3 separate regions of the Mus musculus genome follow, and regions 2 and 3 are each linked to region 1. A link is a loop called in an ENCODE intact Hi-C map of the cell type or tissue named here. Cell type or tissue: gastrocnemius. All regions are shown on one strand. Region 1 has its middle 21 kb from the start of Jam3. Region 2 has its middle 11 kb from the start of Igsf9b. Region 3 overlaps Igsf9b (immunoglobulin superfamily, member 9B).

Region 1 (8,000 bases):
GGAAGATTCAGAATCCTGGATCTCGTCCTCTGTCCTAGCCACCGTTAGGCTCCTGCTCCTGTTTGGTATCTATTCATGGACACACATCCTAACTCCAGCTCTGTCCAGGAGGACTTTCTTCTTTCTAGGCTACTGGGCTTGGGTGGCCAAGCTCCCTGCCAAGAAATCTCACTGCATTTTCCAGCTTAGATTCTCAAATGCATCCATTCCTTCTTGTTCCAGAAGGAAAAAAAGAGCTGAGCACATCCATATCAGTGCCATCCCCCTTAAAAAAAAAAAATCAATACTCTGTTTTATCTTCCCCGTCCCACCCCAAATATGGTCTTAATTGCTTAGACTTGAAGCACAACAAGGAACCTTTTTGTTCCAGTTTGTGACACATGAAAACAAACTCAGGCTCCTCTAAGGTGCTTGTCTACCTTGAAGTGGTTCTACAGGAGGTCCTGGGACTCTCCACTGATTTCTAGCCTTCGTTGTTTCTTCTTGCCATCTAAAAGTAGGCCTCCTCAGCCTCAATAAGTCATCAGCATCCATTTGGATAAGTCGGACACATCTCCCTTCCCATGCTTCTTCCCCTGTAAGAGCATCTCTGTCCATTTCCACCCACAGGTACACGTGTAGGAGGCCCTATGTGGAGCTTTAGTGAAGACTCAGACTATGATAGGAAAATTAGCTCAGTATCAGAGACAGAAAACCCAATGATGCATCTCTGGCCAGAGAGTTAGAAGACAAGAGGACAGAGATACCCTGCATTTGCCAACAGCACTGCAGGGGCTATAGCAGGGAGAAGAGAATAGGCAGCTTGGCTCTATGCAAACCTACTGCTCCAGAGGAACTGGCTTGGCCTTTACTCCCCCCATTCGATGTTGATTTGGGGTTACTCCAGTAGGGTTCACTAAGATAATGTAAGCTGTTTTCTAGTCACAATAAAACAGCTGTTGTCTTTAGCCCCACACGTCCCCAAATACTATCTTCTAAGGACAAGGCAAGACTTCAAACACTGGCTGTTAGAAGGGGCTGAAAAGGTAAGTGCTGTTATACAATGTCTGGGAGCCATACTGACGCCATCACACCTCTGTTCCTCTGCAAGTGAAGTCCCAGTTACATAAAGCTCCAGCTGACTTGGTATAAGTTGTGACTAAGAAAACTTCCCAAACTTTCCAAGACAGTTGGTGATCCTCCACCCTCTGCCCGTCAACTGGTGAGAACTACCCCCACAGAGAGGCAAGTAGGGAGGAAGGCTCCCAGCTCCCAGGGGCCCTGACTCATCACGCACATAAACACTCCCCAACACACTTTCCCAAAACAGTTCCCCTCCCACCCACCCACCCTCCTACCAGGGCTGGGTGACAAAAACAAACGCCCCAGAGATCTTGCCAAATTCTGGGCCAGGCTTAGCCCAGAGAACAGGCAAGGAGCAAACCTCCCACAGAAGCAAGGCACATCCGTGACGTCAGTCAAAGGAAAATCACCACTTGACCCTGCCGACATTGTTTTCCAGATAGTTTCCAAAATGCATAAAATAGAAGGGGTGATCCTCCTAACACTTGGGTGGCTGAGGCAGGAGAATCTCTAAGACTTTAACATCATCTTAAGCTCCACAGTGAGTTCCAAATGAGTCAGATGTGGCAAGAGTGAGACCCTGGTTCCAACAAACAAGATAAAAAGAAACAGCTCTGTAACCACACAACTATTTTTAGAGCTTGTGTTGGTTAGGGTTTCCATTGCTTTGAAGAGACACCATGACCAAGGCAACTCTTACAAAGAAAAACATTTAATTGTGGCTGGCTTACAGTTCAGAGGTTCAGTCCATTATCATCTTGGTGGGAAGCATGGCAGCATGCAGGCAGACATAGTGCAGGAATGAGCCTCGAGTTTTACAATTTGACCTGAAGGCATCCACAAGGATACTGTCTTCTGCAGGCAGCCAAGAAGAGGATCTCTTCTACACTAGGTGGAGCTTTAGCATAAGACCTCAAAGCCCACCCTACAGTGATGTACATATTCCAATGCCACACCTATTACAACAAGGCCACATCTCCTAATAGTGCCACTTGCCATGGGCCAAGCATATTCAAACCACCACAGAGCTGGAAAGGCTCCTGCCTTTAGCTATTCTCTCCTTTCCTATCTCCACATCTACCCATCTATTCATTTTCACATCTACTTATTCATGAATAGTTATCAAACCTATCTTCAGTCCAAGTTAGAGTCCTAAGACACAGTCTGTTTCCTCATGGAGCCGTCATCTTGGAGGGAAGCTATTCAAGAGTCAGCTTCAGCAAGATGGTTGGTACTGTAGTGGGAAGACACATGTCTTAGAGGCCCTAACAGTGCATGATCCCAACTTGGAGCAGTAGAAGGCATTCACAAAATTTCACTGAGAGAAATCATGTTTAGGTTTGTATATGCTTGGCTCAGGGAGTGACACTACTAGAAGGTGTGGCCCCGTTGGAGTAGGTGTGTCACAGTGGGTGTGGGCTTTAAGACCCTTATCCTAGCTTCCTGGAAGCCAGTATTCTGCTAGCAGCCTTCAGATGAAGATGTAGAACTCTCAGCTCCTCCTGCACCAGGCCTGTCTGGATGCTGCCATGCTCTTGCTTTGATGACAATGGACTGTACCTCTGAATCTGTAAGTCAGCCCTAATTAAATATCCTTATAAGAGTTGCCTTGGTCATGGTGTCTGTTCTCAGCAATAAAACCCTAACTAAGACAGTTGAACTATGAAAAGGAGAGGCATTGCTTTCAATCAGTAAATGGGCTACTCATCTCAGCAATCGCCACGGCAGACTAACATTTGATGCCCCGACATAGTCCCCACGGACTTACACCTGAAGCGGAGCCTCTTATACTATAAGGCCCCCATAACACTCCCATGAGAAGCAGGACTGCAGTCCCTGGGACGATTTTAAAGAAAAGATGTAAGGACATTCCAAAGCAGGAAAACCAGAAAGGGCTTTGTGGAGGAAGTGGGGTTTGAATTCACCTTGAAGACCAGGAAGATTTAGATTCACAGCTCTGACAGGGAAGGCATCCTAGCCAAAAGAATGATACTAACAAAGTTAGAACTCTTGTGCCACAGGCACCGTTGACTAACACACAAGAGAAAAGTAATATCCCACATGAATGGAGTGGTGGTCCAGGTCGACAGATTACTTATGTTGGGGGTTCTTGCTCCGTAGTCCAGGCTGCTTCAGTCTCTATCCCACACAGCTCGGGGCGACTCTTAAACAAAAGCATGATGTCTCAAAGTCATAGGATTAAGAGAGTTAAAGCAGATCTTTTTATTTCACCTTCAGACCTCTTTGGGCAAGCAACATAGGTTCCTTCTCTGGGGATGCTCACATTCCCCTCTCTGCTGGTAGAGCCCTTTGGGTGCTGCCACATCCCTACAGGGTCCCTAGATGCAAAGCAAGTGGATTCCAACACAATCAGGACTGCTCCACTCTCTTCTGCTCAAATCCTCTTAGAGGGTAGAAAACTCACCCTAAAAATCTACCTTAGACTTTCTCCTTGGTCTTCCTTGGTTCATTCTGAAGTGTCTGGAATATGGCTTTCTTCTTCTTCTTCTTCTTCTTCTTCTTCTTCTTCTTCTTCTCCTTCTCCTCCTCCTCCTCCTCCTCCTCCTCCTCCTCCTCCTCCTCCTCCTCCTCCTCCTCCTCCTCCTCCTCCTCCTTCTTCTTCTTCTTCTTCTTCTTCTACTTCTCAGAAACATATTAAACCCCAGCTTTCACCATTGTTGTTTCTCACAATGGCTCAGCTCTGGGCTCATATCCATGTGGAATCTCTGTTTACATCTTCAAGCTCTTATAATGCTAGGACACTTTATATAGAATGTCAAAATGACAGAGCATTTTTAGAGAACATTTGGTGTTAAAGGGGGCTGGTTGATAAGGGGACTGGACGAGAAAAATGAATTGTAGTAGTTAGAATGGACCACAAGGTGGAGCAATGGGGCTGGAATAACTGGAGGCCAGAGCAGAAGGGTGATTTCCATTCCCACCAGCAGGCCAGCTAACAGGAAGCTAGGAAGGCTACAGTCTGAGCTCCTAGCTTGGGTTTTGGAACACAGGGAAAGGCTTGCAGAAGCAGGCTTTTCTGTTTGTTTTCCCTCCCCTCGCCCTTTATTTCTTTTTTGGCATATGGGAGCTTCTCCCTCTTCCTGGTTTCTTGGGGTATGTGGCCCAGAGTGTCCCTGGTCCCTCAGCAGGAAGAGGGAGTAACCCCCATATGCCAAAAGCTGAAAGGTTCTGCTGGCCACAGGATTGCTGGCCCTGTGACCTTAAGATTGGAGAAACAGATAAAGCATGGTCAAAGGTGTTTTATTTTGTCATTTAATGAGTTTCTTGGAGACCAGGCCTGTTCCTGAGAGAAGCTACACTCTGAATATTAGCTGTTTACACGTACACACACGCCGTGCAGACACACACGCAAAAGCAAGCATGCACAGTCTGGAACTCACTGTGTGTCCCAGGCTGGTCTCAAATTTACAACACTCCTGCCTCGGTCTCCCAGTTGCTGAGATTACAGATCTAACTCACCATAACTGGTCCCAACTGGCTATTTAAGGGGCTTTCCTGACAGAGGGTTTGCAGGCTTCTAGGAAGCACAAGAGTGTCCCTTCTGGTGTCCACCCGAAATCCATCCCACACAAGTACCATGCACATAAGAGTCCTCTTGCTTCAATTCGAATGTCCTGCACATGTCCTTTTCTAGACATTCCTCAGCGGCTTTCTCCGAATTGCGAGTCAAAATTGCGAGTCGAATTGCATGCCTATGCACAGGTGCATACACGCCCATCCTCTCCTGTCTGCAGCCTGCATTCCACAAACAGTCACTTGGACCCTCTACGGTCTCCTCACAAACAGATCCCACAGAATCCTGTGAACATTTGTCTCGGACAGAAAGCAGATGCCTGTACACAACTTGTACACACACACACACACACACACATGCTAGGCTAGACACTGCAAATGCTGAGGTAAAAATCCCACGCCTGCAGCTTTCGGGCACAGCACCTACTCAGACACTTGTTTTCCTCTTTTGCGAGCTCAGCACGGAAGGGAAAGAGTACAGAAATGGAGAACGAAATTCTAAAGGGTTGAGCTGTGTCTTCTCTTAGCTAGGGAGTCAAAAGCATTTCTGAGAGGAAGGCTTTGATTTGGAATCTTATGTGAAGCCAGGAGTGTGAGGAAGATACCTTGAGAAGCTGGCCTCAGTAGGGTTTGGGAAGGGGCTGCGTCATGGAGCAACTGGGGGGGGGCACTGTTTTTGCTCATTAAAGACAGAAAAATATGTTGGAGGAGCCCACGTGTTTGAGGACGTGAGGCAGTCATGGAACTATACCTGTAATCTTAGCACAGGGACTGGGGCACAGGGATTGCTGGGAGTTCTAAGCCATTTTAGGCTACATAATGAATTCTAGATCAGGCTAGACCACATTGCAAAACCCTGTCTCAAAAACCAACCAACCAGGGCTGGAGAGATGGCTCAGCAGTCAAGAGCACTGACTGCTCTTCTAGAGATCCTGAGTTCAATTCCTAGCAGCCACACATGGTGGCTCACAACCATCTGAAATGAAATCTGATGCCCTCTTCTGGTGTGTCTGAAGACAGCAAGAATGTACTCATATACATAAAATAAATAAATCTTCAAAGAAAAAAAAAACCAATAAAACAAAAACCAAGCAATCAATAAACAAGGAGACAGGGGGAAAGCACAAGACAGGTGGACACAGGGTTAATCAAGAGGTTGATGCCAGAGGAAGGTTAAAAAAAAAAAAAAAAAAAAAAAACCTGAATCGGAGGCACCTGAGTGAGGGGCATGTAGGATGGAATAAGGGCAGGAGAGGAAATGCCACCTGAGCAGGGGGAGAGCAGGGTGGCAGGGCAAACAGTGAGTGCAAACAGCGAAGCAGGCAGTCTTGGGGGCTGAGCCAGTGGCAGCGTTGTGCACCAGGCTCAGCAGAATGCCTGTGAGCCAGGCCAGGCCTGTGGGGAAGCCGGCCAGCTCATCTGTTATTACAAGCACAAGTCCCCCTCAATCCTGATTAACAGGAATTAAATGGCATATGGCTAATCCTCCCTGCCTCAGTTATTAATACTTCCCAGACAGTGCAGAGGAATCAGACAGCCTCCCATGCAGCCAGCCCAGAGGCTTCTCAGAGCCTGGCATTGCTAGGGCAGGCTCGGGTCACCCACAGCTGCTGCAGGAGGGGTTCTCCCAGGAGGGGGGACGTGGCTGGAGAGCTTTCTCTAATCCTTAAAGGACTCCTAATCCTCCGCAAGTGTGGGCCCTTCCTTGCAAAATATGTTTGTGTCAGTTGTTTCATTTAAATAGTCACAGAAAACCTAGGAGTTCTGGAGAAATAGATGCCTTTCCCGTTGTTTGTTTGTTTTTTGTTTTTTTGTTTGTTTTAAAGTGGGGAAAATGTGCTGGGCAGTGTAGCACACAGCACTAATTGCAGTAAATACATATGGGAGAGAGGGAGGTCTGCAGAGTGAGATCAGGACAATGGGGCTACACAGAGAAACCCTGCCTCATAGAGGGGAAAGGGGGAGAGAGAGAGAGAGAGAGAGAGAGAGAGAGAGAGAGAGAGAGAGAGAGAGAGAGAGAGAGAGAGAGAGAGAGACAGAAGAGACAGAGACAGACAGAGACAAAAGGCCAGGTAGTGGTGGCGCATGCCTTTAATCCCAGCACTTGTGAGGCAGAGGAAGGTAGATCTCTGTGAGTTCAAGGCCTGCCTCTCATACAGAGTGAGTTCCAGAACAGCCGAGGCTACACAGAGAAACCCTGTCTCAAGAAACAAAAAACAAACAACAATAAACTAGAAAAGCAAGTCCAAGAAAAGCTAAAGCGTCTAAGTGCCTGAGAGTAGACTTTGAGTGTCTGCTCCTGGCCTAGTATTTAAGAATGGTGATCACCTTAGGCCATGAATTAGGAGGGGACACAAGGGAATGGGGCAGGGACCAACACTTGCTGATCTTCACCTTGCTGTTAGAGACAAAGTGCTCCCATGTGAGGGGGTGTAGGAAATGGTTTGGGGGGAGGAACAAAGTCAACAATGATAAGATCCACAGCCCCTGTCTCAGCCCATCCTTGGGACAGTTTGGGATTGAACATGGCCTCCCAAGAGTTTCCACCCGACTGGAAGGAAGTGAGCTGATAGGCACTCTAGGTTTCCTGAGCATTGTGGACAAATGGCTTTAAGAGCTACGGGTGCAGGCCACTGGGACAGAGGGACCCACTGCCACCACTATGGTTTGGCTGTTCCCCAAATGCCCATGTGCTTAAAGGTCTGGTCCCCGGCACAGCACTATTGGGAAGTAATGAAACCTTTGGGGGGGGTCAAGTCATTGGGGATACCCCACCAAGGGGACCGAGCAACCACAGCCCTCCTCTCTCTCTTCCTGGCCATAATGTGAGCAGTCTACTCTGCTACGTTTCCCTCTCATTATGTTCTGCCCCCTCCAAGCCCCCAAAGCAATGAAGCCACGGGATCTTGAACCCAAATTTCCACAACTGTGAGCCAACATAAACCTTTTCTTTGTATAAGGTAATGCCCTCAGGTATTATCATGGCAAAGAGTCTACTAACACAGACAGCGGCACGCTCTCTCTCTCTCTCTCCCTCTCTCTAAAGCTTTTATTTTTAAGATTTTATTTATTGTTTATTTTATTTATAGGAGTACTGTAGCTGTCTTTAGACACAACAGGTTGGCCTCGAATCCCACTACAGATGGTTGTGAGCCACCATGTTGTTGCTGGGAATTGAACTCAGGCCCCTCTGGAAGAGCAGTCAGTGCTCTCATCTCTCCAGCCCCAGAGCATCTCTCAATAGACATGAAACACTGTTCTGAGAGGCCCTCAATCTACATGTGGTTTTGCTCCTTCCCTTAGGAATTCACAGTTCAACAGAAAGATAATTGTATGCTAAACACGCACAAGCATACAGAATACAAAGCATAAGGAGATAGCTCCAAAAGAACTTTGGAATACAA
Region 2 (8,000 bases), 110 kb before region 1:
GTAGAAGTCTAAAAGACAGCTAAAAATATGGCGTCTACTGGAATGCTCACGCTGTGGCTATAACATGTTGTGGGTTTGGATTACCCCCTTTCATTTAAGTCATCATTCTTCCAACCATAGGAGGGACAGTAGAAGGAGAGGACATGAGCATCGTTACAGGCAGTTCCTCCTCCATAGCATCCCCAGTAACCCAATCCCATTCTCCTGTGATACTATACAGGAAGCAAACAGGATCTGGAGTTTTCCCCCTAAAGGATTACAAGAAGAGGGATTCAAACATAACAAACAAGTTTCCCCAGTAGTGCATTGGGTCATGGACTTGCATGCATTTGGTACCATGAAACCAACAAAAAGTTTCTAGATGCCCAGGATTAGAAAAGCAAACAAAGTCATCAGGTCATGGTTAGTGCCAGCAATAGAGAGAACAAGGACTTGGGCTAAGGACGCATGAGCAGAAATATCTTCCCAGTGGCCAAGTAGACCCTGAACACTAATCTCCAATCAGCACTGTGCTAGACAATAAGGAGGACACAGCAATGGCAAACCATTTGGCATTCAGACACTAGAGTCTGACCATGTGAACAATTCTTACGTGTATCTCTCAACGCAACACCACAAGAAAGATAGTGGACTGGTCCATTTTGGTTCCTATAACAGAATATTCAAATGTGGGTAATGGTTTTGCTTTATATTATTCATTATCATTATTGGGTAGAGCGCATAGTGCGGTGTGTGTGAGTATGAGCACACAGGCCACCACATATGTGTAAAGAATAGTGGACAATCTTCAAGAATCAATTCTCTCCCACCACCATGGAGTCTGGCACTTGAACTCGGGTCATCAGCTTGTTGGCAAGCACTTTTACCCCCCCCCCCCCCCGGTTCAAGCTCACCTGCTATGAGAGGTTTGGGGGCCAGAGACATGGTTCTGTAGTTAACAGCTCTTATTGCTCTTCTAGAGACCAAACTGGAGCACCTATGTCAGATGGCTCACAGACACCTGTAACTCCAGCTCCAGAGAATCTGACACTCTTCAAATTGTCTTCTGGCACAGGCATACACATGGCTTGCACACACACATCCACATAAATAAACATAATAATAATACATTTGTTTAAAAATGAGGTTTGTTTAGCTCCGATTTAGAGATATAAATCTAAAATCCCAGTGCCTTTTTTTGGTGAAGATCTAGATAGTGTCATAGTAGAAGTGAAAGGTCACATTGCAAGACATGAGGCCAGGGAGCAAGTCAAAGTTTGGGATCCCTGTCACAATTCCCTACCATGAGAGCCCAGGGTCCTACAAGAATTACCTTTGTCCTTTCCAAGGTCAGCTCATGCAGTAATCTGGCTCCTCTCACGTGTGTGTTACCTTAAAGGTTCCGCCAGCTCTCAACACTGCCCAGTAGTAGCCAGGCTTCAACACATGATCCTTTCAAAAACAAGCCACATCCACACAACAGTGCTCAAGTTCAAACAGCCATAGAGCTCCAAGAACATGGCAGTACAGGTGGCTGAGGTCTGAGCTCAGTCTTCAGTAAAGAGAGAAAGAGGAAGAAAAGTCTACCAGGGAGTGAGCTGTGGGGTCTATGGCCTGCAGAGGGCAAGAGCTTATATGGTGAGCATCCTTACTGTCCACCTCAGAGTGGACAGTCAGTAAGTGTTCATGGCAAGTGAATCTGTAGAGATAATAACACATTGACCTGTCTAGCCAGTTATAACACAAAGAAGCCTCCATGTAAAGAATAGAGCATGTGTTGAGGCAATGATGAACCTGGCCAGCTGGGGAGGGTGAGATCAAAGAATAGGCAAATGAGAAGAATATGGACAAGTAGAGGTTAATAGAGATGACAAATAAGATCTGGTCCTCTGCAGGGACACAGAAGACAGCGTCACTTTTGGTTCCAATGAAACCAAAGGCACAGAGGCTGGGAGTCAAAGAGGCCCCTGCAATGGTGTGAGGAGGAGTCTGTGATTCTGCTGTGGACCCACAGATGGATGAGCTGGGGGTTGGGGGGAGGGGGAGAAAAGGCCCTGAAGCCACAGCTGGAGAGTTTGCAGGGGTCTATTTTTGGCACCCATTCGACCCCAGACCTCTCATTCCCGGACCCCTCCACGCTTAGCTCTCAACTCCACACAAAAGGGCCTTGTGTGGGAGTGCCAGTAGATGCAATGCATCTTTATATCATTGCCTCCCCTCCCCAGAGCCTTGGCATGAGCAGAGCTCTACCAGGTGCTGGAGACAGGAAGGGAGGGGCTGGGCACCAGACAGGAGTCAGAGGGCAGAGGGAAGCAGCAGCCCCTCTTCCCCCTGCTCCCCCCACCCCGTGCCTTTTTGCCAACCCTTCCCTCAGTGTCCTCCTGCCTGCTCCTTCTCTCTCTCTCTCTCTCTCTCTCTCTCTCTCTCTCTCTCTCTCTCTCTCTCTCTCTCTCCTGTTGTGCTTCCCCTCTTTTCAGTCCCTTCCTTCTCTCCCGCTCTGTCCTTCCCTTACTGGGCTGCAGAGTCAGTGAAACCTAGAGACAGAGCCCGATTTAATCTTGGCAAACATCCAGGACAAAACATACCACAGCAACAAGTTTCCATGGTGCTTGGACACAAGGCAAATGAGGTCTAGGGAGAGATTGCTGGCCTCAGATTTGTCTACCCTGAGTCTCATCCCTGCCTCACCCATCAAGTATATATCCTTAAATAAGACTTTTAGCCTCCCAAAGTCACGCTGAGAATTCTGTCAGTGACCAATCATTCAGTCACCATCAAATTGGAACTTGCAATGCCCAGTCAGCAGCTTGCACACCAAGAAAACACGGAGCACCTGTGGTGTACCATGCCTCCACGTGGTCCCTCTCCTCACACAACTTGCAGTTAATAGCAATAGGGCTTCTCAGAAACACAGTGCAAATTCAGCCATTAACAGAAAGCCAGTCCAATTTCAGAGTTCAAGGACTGCTATGTTCCCAAGGTCTATCAGATTCTTTGGAAAGGGGACATAGCGTGGGCTCCAGTGCTCCATGGAATGTAACTGTTGCAGCTCCTGTTGAAAGTCAGAGGATAGTGCTAAATCCCAAAGCTTGCCTACAGGCAATATCTATTCTGGGTAATTAGGAATAAGGGACAACAGGAGAGTGCAGACTCATCGCATAGGAGACAGTTTGCTGGACCCATGAAAGCCTAGCTATAGACACACTGGTGTGTATGAGGCATATTCCTGGGACTGGGGTGAAGGGAAAAATAAATAGTGGTGCAGTATATTTGGAAAAAGGAAAGAATTTTATCCAGAGCCCTGATTCCTGAGGGATCAGAAGGTAGATGCCTGTATATACAGAGGGAGGGAGGGAGGGAGGGAGGGAGGGTGGGTGGAAGGGAGGGAGGGAGGGAGGGAGGGAGGAGAGAGAGAGAGATTGAGAGAGAGAGAGAGAGAGAGAGAGAGAGAGAGAGAGAGAGAGATGAAGACAGAGACAGACAGAGAAACTCTATCCCTTTCTAGGAAATCAAGTTATAAAAGGGAAAGCCTGTAGACTTGTGTGGGCACAGCTGCCTAGTAGGAGATTGAGGGGAGGCCATTTGAGGCTCTGAAAAGAGAGTTTCATGGGAAACCTAGCACAATGAGCTCATAGAAGGAGGAATGTGAAGTTAAAAGGACAGAGGGGCAGGCTGCCACGAGCACTGCTTGCCTGGCAACTTCCCAAGGTTAATCGAGGGGCATCAAGCAGACTCTGAGACATTCCAACACTAGGGAAGCGGGTTGCACCGTTACCGTGGGGAGAAGGGGCCTCTCTCTGCCCGAGGCTGCTGTCACTTCTGGAGGCTTTTTGTAGAACGAGTTCTACAAAACCCATGGTGGGTTTTGTGGTGGGGCATCTCATCCATCGTCCAAGCAGACAATCCGTTACTGACAGACAGGCAAGACATCAGGGCCTAGTTCAACTGTCCTTGGACCCAGAGATGACAGCAGTTAGGAAACCTCTGTACATAGTTGAAACCCCCACTACATAAGAGATGGACATTTTTAAAAGAGCACGAAGGGAAGAGGGAGAGAAGAGGAATCAATGATAAAGGCAGGGAAACAAGAAGTCTAGACTGCAGGAGAAAATGGTGGCACTCTAGGGGCTTGTGTTCTAGCATGAAAGGTTTGGCATAAACAGAAATGCCAAGCTCTTATTATATGATATTAATACAACCCAAACCCATGTCTCCACATCAACATACAAAGCAACAGCCACACAAACACTAGTGCAGAGGACATACATAGGTAAGTGTGACAGAGCAAATGCATTGGTGCACCATGTATTGGTGCAGGACATTCTGCACATAGATTGGTACCCAGAATCCCTCCAATCACCGCATGTGCATAACTACAAAGCCCACCCACTCTGCTCTGTGGGCAGGTGTGACACTCCTTCTGGAAGCATAAGCTTAACACACACTGAACCACAGCATGTGGGTTGTCTGTGGTCAGCCGCAGCAGAATTCCCAGCATGGGTGTCCCTAGAACACTCTTGCCATTCGTGCCTTTTCCCAAGGATACAGCTTTTTCATGGTCGCATAGTACACAACATCTAGGATGGCCTACCTGTACTTCATCTTAATTATAGTGTAGAGGGTACCCATGTTCCCTAGCTACAGAGTCTAGGGAACAGCCACCAGTAGGTGGCGCCATTAGGAGCCTCTTAGAACCAGGAGTGGGATTAATGAGGACAAATTACATTTCTAGAAGGAAACTTGGTCATGCCCAGAGGGGAAAAACCCTCTTTACTGTGCCAGGGCCAAGCTCCGAAAATGAATTTGCCAGGCATTCAAGACAAGGATGACCACTCCCAGGAGGAAGAGAGAGGACGCAAACTAACAAACAAACCCAAAACCAAACCAGCCCAGAAAAAGGGATCAGGAGAGCCACTTCTGTGTGAGCAGTTGGAACTGGACACATGTGCACACATGTTAACTCTTCATGAACACTTTTGAGTGCTGTGCTATGATGCTAGACAGTCATGTATGTGTCAGTGGGTGTGGGCAACGTAGGTGTGTGAAAGCTTAAGGATGGGGGTGGGGCATGGACACACTTCAGCAGGTGATGCTACATAAGATGAAACCAAGCAAGCTAACACTCTCATGGTCACACCATCAGCACAGCACAGACCACAATTGTTAGCCTCTACCAACATAAACCCCAGCCCACACACTCCAGGAACACACACACACACACACACACACACACACACACACGATCACAACACCCACACAGACAGGTGCCGCACTGCCACATACAGACCTGCTCGCCCACACACTTTCACACATATATACGGCCTCAGAGAGAACCATAGGAATACATAGAATTGCTGTAGAGGCATGCACTGCTCTCCATGTGCACACACAGGTGTGTACTCTCACACATTTGGTGCTGTATCTGTAAATTCCCATGCCCTCACACCCTGGAGAAATTGAGAGAGAAGAGACCCTCCTGTTTTGTGCAGCATCGTAATGAGACATGAGAAAGATGTACAAACAGAAAGACTCCTGGTCTGAGGAAAGAGGGAAAGGGCAGAAAGGGACAGTCTTCTATGTGTCCTGTCTCCTAGTACTTCCAGGTTCCTCAGCACAGTGGCCAGGACCTCTACATCAGAGACAGGAGAGCCCCTGGCATTTCCTCATAAGTAGAGTCTGAATCCCTTACTGCAGATCCAGGGTGTGTACAGTCAGAACCAATCCAGCCCCTTTGATTAGGGAGGCTTCTAAACAAGCCACAAAAGCATATACCTCCCACGGCTGTTGTGAGTCACAAGTACCAGAGTCATGCCTGAGCTCTCCATAGGGGTGGCAACACCTCAGATTTCTATCACCATCCACTCCCGGACCACAAGGGAAACAGTCTGTGCAAAGCACACTGGATAATTTGGTGACACAGCATTTTACATTTCAGGGATGTAAGCCATGAGACCTGGCTTCTCACACGAACGTTGCTAACCTCTGTGATCCAGGAAAATCACCTTCCTCATCTGAGCCTCAGTTTCCCCTTTAAAGACCCAATTAGTCACAGTAATAGCACTTGCTGGAGTTGAGGTTTCCACATGGTAGGCTATTCATAAATACTTCACACACAAAAAAAATGAGTCTTTGAATCCCTATGGTACTAAGAGAAATGACCTATTATTCTCCCTACTTTGCATGAAAGCACCTGTCCGTAATCAGACACGTGGTCAGAGATGAGCCCACACAGCCACTGACAGAATCCGTGTTCTTAAAGATGACACTGCTTTAACTCCTTGATGGCATGCCATGTGCACTGAATGACATCATGGGTATAGAAGTTCTTTGAAGACTGCAAAGCATTCTACAAATGTGAAGATAGGTTGTTATGCATCCCAGCCTGGCTCATGGATGAGTAACTGCATAAATAGTGAGAACCACACAGAATGCAGGAAACCAGATGAAGATGAGGACCATCTGTGACAGGCACATCACACCAAGAAGAGAGAAGTAGGTAGAGGATAGGACAAAGGGGGCTCATGAATCCTGTGCAGCTCCTGCCTCTTTAGTTAACCCATTACCTGCCAAGAGGGCAAACTTTTTTTTTATTAAAAAGAGAATTTTCAAGTCACCTTAAAATCCCCCTCCTAATTATAATCATTACCTCAATGGTCTCCTTTTACCTATGCATGCCCAGTCACCATACTTTCCAACACTATTACTTAGAACACAATGTCCCAGGACAGCTCTCAGAAGGATAGTCAAGAGGCTTCAAAGAACTGGAGGAGGTGTCTCTAATGCTCCGAAGATCAGGGCATGGAGCCCAGGAATAATTTTGCTAATTTCATGAAAGAAATGGAAGCTCTGGACTCTGTTCTTGGTTCCAAAGCTCATTCATTCCAGTGTGACCTACAGGTTCCTGAAGGAGGTTGCCTAATTCTCAGAAGACAACCACATATGCTGTACACAAGGGCAAACTCCATCTCCTTAGATGACACACCTCTCATCATAAGGTGGCTGGGACACAGGACAAGGAGGGTGGATGCTACACTGCCCCCCCCCCACTTCTTATATCCCCTCACAGGCTTTACTCTTCAAAATCCCTGGCAACCTTCCCCTTCCCCAGGCTGCCCCTCCTCTTCCCTCCCCTCCCTGATGATGAATCCATTAGCACAGAGTTCTTTTCTTGCACTTCTCAAGCTGGCAAAGCCATCTCAGGCATTTAGTGGTGATGCCTGTGAATCTGTCAGCATTAGCAGAGCAGTGAAGGCACCAACCATACGACGTGGCGCTTGCTCCTGTTACAGCTCCTCTCACACTGCTCTCCAATAGTCAGGACCCCCTACATCTTAAGGAAGACACAAGACTCAAAGGAATGGAGTCTTAAGGAGCCTCCAGAAAACCAAAGGAGGCCAGAAATAATGGGCAGGAGAACTTTCCATTAACCTTCAGACCAGCCTAGGCTTCAGAATTGTCATGCTGTCCTTCCCTCTTCATTCATAGCTTAGACAGGCTTTTTCTTCTGAGAATCCTTTTCTTCCCCCCACATATAGGATACATACAGAATACATCACCATGTACCCTTCCTTCTTAGCAACCTTTGCCTGCAGCTTGCACTCCTGCTTCATGATCATCTCCCCTTCCACTCCTTGATGCTGTGTCTCCAAACATGGTTTATGAACCACCTACATGAAGATAGCCAGAACATAGGAAAGTACCCCAGTCTCTGAAGAGAAACCCCAGGACATTTGAGTTAGAACTTGGTCAGGGATATTTGGAACTCAAACTCTGCTCTCTGCACACCTCCCTGTGACTCAGATTTATAGCAGCTTGATGCAGAACTGCCATAATACTAGCTAGCAGGACTCATCCTTTTAAAGCCACCCAGATTACTTCCTGTTTCATCATCATTCTTCCAGATAAATGAAGACCCTAGGAAACACAAGCTCTGCAACTTATTTGAGAATCACTGGCATGAGGGTGCCTGTTACAGTTTAGAGTTTAGAGCTGGACTTGAACCCATGGCTGCTAAGAATCTT
Region 3 (8,000 bases), 150 kb before region 1:
AACACCAAACAACAATTTTCCAAATAAAACCCACATAATTACAAGGAAGCCTATAAGAGGCACCCAGCAAACACTTGTTGACCCTGCTACATCTCCCCTCTAATTCACGGCACCCACCCCATTCCACAGCACAGCTAGAGCGCAAACACAACATGTACCGCACCCAGCACACTCTCACAAGATCCAACAGATTTCCCACGTCGGCTATCTCACAGGCACATCAGACGCTCCACGGTGGGATCAAACATGACGCCTCACAGAAACATAGACCTGAGATGGTCTTCAGAAATGGTAGGGCAGACACACAAGGTTTCAACCAGACTCCTGCTTAAGCTTTCAGCCCAGCTTGTCCTCCCAGATTAGCTGGTTCACAAAGGGACTCTCGTGTGGCTCTAATGCTTGCTTTCTGGTTGCTGTTTGACGATCTTGGAACCCAAAGTACCTGTGCTGGAGACACCGGCGATGTTGCTGGGCTCGCTGATCAGATCCTGCATGACAGCCAAAACCCGGAATTCATACCAGGTATCCTACAAGCCAGGGACAATACCCAGTCAGCTGAGGGGCTGAGGACCACCACTGACCCTATATACGATGCCCACAGGGTACCCGGAGTACTGGTCCTAGGAAGTGTTTACTGGTGACTGCTCACATTGGGTGATGTTAGAGTGGACGTATTCCCACCGGTATTCAAGCTATGGGCTACAAGGTATGCACATGAAGCCACTGAGAAAGGCTGCAGAGAAAGATGCACAGTGAGCCCCCAAATTGCATCATGAAGCAATTCCAGCTGGCCATAAAAAGCATCTGGGAAAGGGGAGATGGAAGGATACATCAGATCTCTTCTAGCTATGAAGCAAGCTATTTTCTCTCTCAAGAAAAAGAGGTGCTCCTGCTTAAAAGATGTCCACCAGAAAGATGTCCACCAGAAAATAAGGAGGGGATGTGTTTTCTCCCAGGACTCTGAATTATTAAAACAAGAGTCCTTCTGGCCATCCTAGAAGACAACCTTTCTAGAGCCTCTTTAGTCTACCCTGACTGGAACCCAAGAAACTGGGGTCTTGAGTCTGATGATCCATGTGGCTTCTCCTTGCCTTACCCTAGCTAGTATTTGTATTTGAGGAAAACTACTGCCCCACCCCCCCACCCCATGCCATTAAGCTAGCTCTGGTCTAGAAACCAATTCCAGCCTTTAGTAGCTGACTAGGGAGAATCTAAACTTTGCAGATAAGCTAGGCATAGAGGCTTGACTCTATGCCCATGAAGTCAGTCTCTCAATATCAGTGCCTTTTCAAATTGTCATGACAAATTCCAGAAACAGGGAATAAGAGGCAAAAATAAATAATTAATTAAAGTTCCCACCTGTGACAGATCCTTGGCAAAAAAATCTCCGTCAGTGCCTGGAATGGCGTCATCCAGCATCTCCCAGCGCTCCCCAACTCGGAACTCCATGATATAGCGGTCGATGGGGAAGCTGTGGTTGGCAGGTGGGAGCCAGGACAGGAGCACACCCTGCTGGGTCCGGTTGGCTGTGAGGCACCTTGGTGGGGTCACCAGCACCAGGGGTTCTGGAGTTGTAACAGGGAATGCTAGGAGGAAAAGGGAGACAGAAGATGATGGTCACAGACTCCGACCCAATGTGGAAAGCAGAACCTAACAAGGAAAGAATTGTTTTTCAGAGTGGTGAGAGGGCGTCCCTCCAGCAGCCCTCATTGTCCTAGGAAAGAGAAGTCAGGGCCAGTGACCCAGAGCTCTGTGACTCTTTTCAGAATGAGACGATTGCACAATGGCTAAGCACCTCCTCAAAGGGGAGGAAGAGGCAGCTACCATGAGGAGTGAGAAGAATCTAGTGAAGGATACAGGCCATGTGCCCCAATAGCATCCCTGTCAGCAACATCCCTGATGCCCCATGAAGTTATGGAGCTGAAAACATCCTATCGGCCTTAAAAGAGGATGCACTGTAACATAGAACAGCATGTCCCTCGAACATCTAAGGTAACACTGGTATGACCATATCTGCAGCTCTGCCAGTCACATAAAATGCAGCTGTGTACAGTGCAGACTATATGGCGATGGTAACACCCAACCACGGTACAGGTTGTGTATCTGCTCCACTATATTTCTTTATGGCTAGAGCATACTCCAGCAAAAGAAAAGGTTTCTCATGAAAACAGCCCCCACCCTGCTCCAGCAGCATCGGCTCCATTGATCTAAAGCTCACGGTACTTCTTGGTTGCATCATTTTCTCATAACGCCACACCATCTACACAATGACCTCATTGCCTAATGACACACTTCTCAGGTGTGGTTTCCTCTGATGGTTTCCCCACTGTTGAGAGGCACATGACTGTATCTTTTGCTCTCATCCCAAGAACTGGTGAGATCTTCTCACAACACATGAGTCATACTTTTGATTCCATTTGGGGCCCTTGAGCTCAAAATGAGGCTGAGCCCAGACTTGGTGGTATACACCTTTAAACCCAACACTTGGGAGGCAGAGACAGGCAGATCTTTGCCAAGTTCAAGACCAGCTTTGGTCTACAAAGTAAATCCTAACCCAGGTGCAACTATTTGAATAGGTGAGATCCTAATCAGAGGAATGTTAAAGTTTGGGGTGGGCATTTTACATCTGCTGTCCACAGGGCAGAAAGGGGGCTGAAGTCACAACTTCCAGTTCACCTGAGAAGTGTCTGCTTGCCAAGGCTGTTCTTGGACCCCAGAAGACATGCAACTACAGGTAGATAGTGCAGAAAATTCCATGTCCCCTTGTAAAACTGCCAAACATTCATACATATCTCTGAGCCTGTCTGTTCCATCCAAGGATGCAAAAGGAATACAGCTAAAATGCCATCACGTGGGAGCAGGCAAACACTACAGGAGTACATGGCAAATCCTTACTGGGAAATAATAGGGACTACAACAAAGACCACTTGGTAAGGTGCTGGCACCCACTAAGCCCTAATGTTAGCTCCATCACTACATTCAGCTCTCTCTAGGTAAGATCTGCTAAGAAATAGCCCCCAATACACAGCAGCCCAGAGCCTCACCTAAAGTGTTCACAGTGACCACCTCACTGAAGGCGCTGGTTCCCAGCCTGTTCTGGGCCAGGACACTGAACTGGTATGCGGTCTCAGGCTCCAGGCTGTCTACCAGCAACCAGCTGGGGCCCGGTGGCACTGACAAGGACAGCCAGTCGTGGGGCCCAAACTGAGCCCGCTTCATCCTGGCCAAAAGAGAGAGAGAGAGAGGATGGGGGAGAAGGGGTGGGGTGGGTCACACTGGAGAGGACAGTATGCATGCAAGGTCTTCAAGGGAAAGGCAGGGAAAGTACAAGCATCCCCAGGTTCAGGGGCAGGAAGAGGGAGAGCCAAGGTGGGGTTACTTGCCCGGCTCTGGCTATGCCAACCTTCATGGCACTAGGGCACACCCCATTGTGGTACCTCCCCAGTGAAAAGGGTCCTCAGGTGTAAATCATGCTGTAGACACTGGTCAGTTACCATTTGCATTGTGAGAGAATCCCACTCCAAGTACTACTGTATAAATGGACTCTGTCTTGCTAGAATAGGGACACTGAACATGAGGATGGAAGCTGGGCAGTGTCGTGACTAGAGAAGGAACCCAGATGACATGGGCTGTCTGCCCTACCAGGGAGAGGCAGAAGTAGGGCCGAGAGTATCACAGGATGTTCCACTCAATCAGTCCAGTTTAGGTCATCTGAGGATATCCAAAGCATTTTTAAAAATTGACCAGATTTTTCCCCATGGCAGGAACAGGGCTCCTAATGCCTTGAAGGCTAGAAGTTGCAACCAAAGGGAAAGTTATAATGATGGAAGGTAAAGAATCTAGCGGTGAGGTTTTCCAGTCTAAAGCCACCCACTTCTTCAACTTCAATAGGAGTAAACCACCTGCTACAGGTGCAGTTCCAGATGATACCACAGGGAGGAGACATTGTCCTGGGCAACTGGACCGCACTATTTGTCCCTGAGCTGTACTCAACTGATACCCACAGGCTCCTCTCTAGGTTTTAAGATGCACTGCCACTACCCAATATGACCAATATGTGAGCTGAGGCAAAAGAAAGTGAAGAAGAGGAGGAAGAGGAAGAGAAGTAGGAGAAGAAGAGAAAGAGGAGGAAGAGGAGAAGTAGAAGAAGGAAAAGGAGAAGATGAGGAAGAAGAGGAGGAAGAGAAGGAAGAAGTAGAAAGAGAAGTAGAAGAAGAAGAGGAGGAAGAAGAGAAGGAAGAGGAGGAGGAAAAGGAAGAGGAGAAGTAGAAGAAGGAGGAGAAATACAAGAAGGAGAAGAGGAGGAGGAGGAAGAGGAGGAAGAAGAGAAGGAAGAAGAGGAAGAGGAGGAGGAGCAAGAGGAGAAGTAGAAGAAGAGGAGGAGGAAGAGAAGGAAGAGGAGGAGGAAGAGGAGAAGAGGAAGAGGAAGAGGAAGAGGAAGAAGAAGAAGAAGAAGAAGAAGAAGAAGAAGAAGAAGAAGAAGAAGAAGAAGCAGCAGAAGCAGAAGCAGAAGCAGAAGCAGAAGCAGAAGCAGAAGCAGAAGCAGAAGCAGAAGCAGAAGCAGAAGCAGAAGCAGAAGCAGAAGCAGAAGCAGCAAGAAACAAATGTCTGTATAAGCACAATGAACTAGAGCTATTCAGAAAGAAGGGAAGGCCTCTTCTAGCATGACAACTGCCCTTCCCTCCCAATGCAAGTGAGCAGAGTGTGAGATAAGCGATGCAGATGAGTGTCAGGCAGTGTAGGGCAATAGCAGAGGTCACTTCCTGACCCATGCATGCATCTTACAACGTCCCCCAGGCAGTGGGCATGGGACCCTTCCCCCATCCAGAGGAACACAGACAAGGCTTGGGAGGTTGTTCTGACTGTATCTCCCACTATCTAGGTACACTTTGCCCATAGAGAACTCAACACCCAGGAGTTGCATTCAGTCTGAGAACAGCCAGGGCAATGGAAGGCCCCTCGAACCCATGCTGCTGAAGGCTCTCTGAGGTCTACAGTCTGCTTGCTCCTCCTCCTCAGACTCAGAGAGAAGCAGGCTGAAGAAGAAGGAAATAAATGTGCATCTTCCTCACTTGGGGATGCTGTCTGTGGATCTGGAGGCTGCAGTTTCCAGCTCCAGACAGGAAGACACATCAGGAATGAAAAGCCTCCGGTGGTGAGAAGGCAGGGAGTGTGCCCTCAGCTTCTCTTCCTACCACTCTACGCCTTGGGTCCTCATCCTGTCCCTTACATTTGTGAGATCTACCTACCCTGAGTATCTGAAGTTACTGATCTGGTCAAAAGCAGACATGAAAACTGCATGCACAAGATCCTAGAGAGGAAATCCAGGTGGGGGAGGCAAAGGCCGGAGCGGGAGCACCTGGTCCCTAGGACCTCTGAGCAAGGAACAGAATTAAATGCTGGACCCTGCACTTGAGGTGCTAGTCACTACACTCTGAAGGTTAGGAACCTAGAAAAAGAATGTGGTGAGACACTGAGAGAAGCCAAAGGACGAGAGGAAGGGGGACAATTTCAGTACAAATCAGCATGCTAACCTCCAGGGCGTTAACACAGTATGCCCTGACTCCCTTACAGGCATTCCTGACATCCTTAAGAACTCAATCACTCTCTGGCCCACTTTGCCATCTGGAAAACTGACAAGTACAGATCCTAGGCTCCTTGGGCCCACCACCCACCCTAGGATAGCAAAGGATGGGGCAGATGGGATGACCTGCGTGGGGCAAGAGAGGGAGAAGCAGAGAGCAAAGCATGCGGGGCTGACTCACAGAGGTCCGTACCAAACTGAGAATGTCTGCTCGTAGCCTCCATCATAGCCCGGCTCCCAGGACACGTTGGCAGTTGTCATGGAGACATGGACCCGGACACTGCCTGGGGCATGGGGACTGGTGCCTGGAGAACAAGGAAGACAGCTCAGGCCAAACGGAGCCGAGCCTGTTGGCTAGGTCCCCGTCATCTCCTTGCAGAAGATCCAGGAGAGGACAAGGCATGGGGTACCGAGATGTATCACAGGAGGTGGCAGCAGAGAGGGCAGAGTCCCAGGCCCAACCTGGTCCTGATGCGGTCAGAGAAAAAATTCCATCCACTGCTTAGGCTAGTGTCGCCAGCAGGAACGGAACACGGGCCAGAGGAAAAACCAGAACCCTCCACATCCTGACTCCCACGCATCGCTGAGCTAAACAAACATTCCCTTGAGGTCCTGAGACAGCCATGGCTTAGGTATGAGGCCAGCCCCTACTAGGTATCAAGGATATGACTGGGCAAAATAGCTAGGAGCTCCCCTCATAGACTGTGAGTGACAAGGTGCAGACCATTTTATTCACAGCCTAAACTGGCAGTGTTGGCCTTGTATACATCTGTGGCTGACAAGCCCCAAAGGGACAGACTACAAGAAGGTAGGCTGACAATTCCTCAGTAATATGAACAAGGAGTACTAGTCACTTCCTCACACCCCAGGCTGTGGACACTGGCCTGAAGCCCAGGTAGCTCCATGCCTGGCTAAAGTGCCACACAGTCTGATTGTCACTCATTCTCCTCCTTCCAGTTCGCACATGTCTGACTTCCCCAGGACAGGACACGCATGGACCCTGACCCTCCCTGCCAGAGCCTCCTGAGGTCAAGGGGTTCAAGTTGTCATCCCTGGCACGACTGAGGAAAGACACGTGCAGACTGAGAAAAATCACCGCAGTCAGCCCACTCAAGCACATACCGATGACAGTGAGGTGGGTGCTGGCAGTGATGCTTGTGACCACATTGGTGGCAACACATTCCCACTCCCCGTGGTCCTCCTTACTCAGGGCACGAAACTGGAGACTCCCGCTGGGCAGTGCGTTGTGCTTGCTTCTGCTGGGCTTCCCTACCTTAGCCAAACAAGGAGCAGGGAAGAGGATGGGAACAGGGATTCAGTTTAAGGAACAAGCACTCACACTCAGGAGCCTAAGGAGGATGAAGATGTTGGGGCAACATCTGAGCCCATTGCCAACGCCCGCTGCTATCCACTAATGTTACCTCCCCTCCTAACATCTGGCCTGTCCACACTGGTCCAAGTAGAACCACCAATGGCTCTTCCTGCCTCCCCCACAGTGTAAGAGCTTCAAAGCCCAGGTACCTTCCTCCAGGTGATGACAGGGAAGGGGTCCCCTGCAGCTGCACAGGGAATGAGCAGCTCCCGGCCAGCCTCCTGCCTGTATTCCCAGCCTGGTAGCACCGTGAAGTACGGGGGGTCCTAATGGAAGCACAGAGACAGGTATAAAAGGTTGGCCACAGGAACACTGCCCACCACAGGGGCCACGCACAGTCCTGGGGACTCACCTTCAGGACAAGCCGTGCAGGGGCAGACTGGCCCATAGTCCCCAAGGTGTTGTAAGGCACACAGGTGTAAGTGCCAAGAGCCTCCTCTGTGGCCTCCTCAATGCGAATAGAGCCATCCTCCATCAAGGTCCAACCCAAGTTCTGCCAGACATAGATAAAAGAGCAGCAAGCTGTGGTCAGGACACAGGCACTGCATCCCAGCCACTTCCAGGCAGGGTTTGAGCTGGGCTAGACGAAGCACAGGACAGGACAGCAGCTCGGCGGGTGCTGGCATCCCCAGTGGGCATGGAGCACAGCCAAACTCCTGCCAGATCGTTGCTCTTTGTTTGCCTAGGCTTTTTAGGAGGAGTGGGGCTGGCAGAGAACCAGAGCCCAGAGGCAGCATCTTTATTGTCAGAAGGATGCTCTTCCTTCGGAATCCCATCTTGCACCTCACTCATACCTTCTCTACCTGCAGGGGCCGGCCATCCTTATTCCACTTCACCACAGTAGCAGGTGGCTCTGCATCCACAGGACAGCGGATATAGCCATGGATTCCCACGGGCACATAAATTACAGGGGGCATGTTGAGGACACGGGCTGGGTCTGTGAAAGGGACAGTGTGGGGAAACATGAGAAGCCCGGTGAGCAATGAAGGCAGAAGGTAAGCTGGTGCACGAACCCCATTCCTTTGCATAGGAACCTTTCCACCT

The links. Hi-C counts contacts between places; a loop is a spot of excess contacts. Peaks named below come from ENCODE experiments on the same cell type or tissue, not always from the same donor. Only the 100,000 strongest peaks of a DNase experiment are listed, where the experiment ranks them.
Region 2: a loop joins it to region 1, with 2.7 times the contacts of the local background. A loop is called at or near these places in 8 of 42 quality-filtered maps.
Region 3: a loop joins it to region 1, with 3 times the contacts of the local background. A loop is called at or near these places in 9 of 42 quality-filtered maps.

What each region holds. Positions count from the first base shown.
Region 1 is chr9:27,172,339-27,180,338 of GRCm38, reverse strand. No RefSeq gene overlaps it. Among named protein-coding and RNA genes, the nearest start is that of Jam3, 21 kb to the right of the region's middle. In gastrocnemius, a CTCF peak has its summit at 3,971 (motif pointing right); DNase peaks (open chromatin) are centred at 3,989 and 5,994; H3K27ac peaks cover 339 bases.
Region 2 is chr9:27,284,279-27,292,278 of GRCm38, reverse strand. No RefSeq gene overlaps it. Among named protein-coding and RNA genes, the nearest start is that of Igsf9b, 11 kb to the left of the region's middle. In gastrocnemius, a CTCF peak has its summit at 4,630 (motif pointing right); DNase peaks (open chromatin) are centred at 2,164, 3,671 and 4,652.
Region 3 is chr9:27,322,066-27,330,065 of GRCm38, reverse strand. Igsf9b (immunoglobulin superfamily, member 9B) reads right to left here. Exons shown (of 20, transcript NM_001326702.1): 8 at 7,751-7,893; 9 at 7,309-7,449; 10 at 7,106-7,222; 11 at 6,707-6,857; 12 at 5,766-5,889; 13 at 3,045-3,220; 14 at 1,360-1,586; 15 at 443-527. Among named protein-coding and RNA genes, the nearest start is that of Igsf9b, 27 kb to the right of the region's middle. In gastrocnemius, a CTCF peak has its summit at 3,923; DNase peaks (open chromatin) are centred at 3,932, 5,944, 6,501, 7,599 and 2 more places.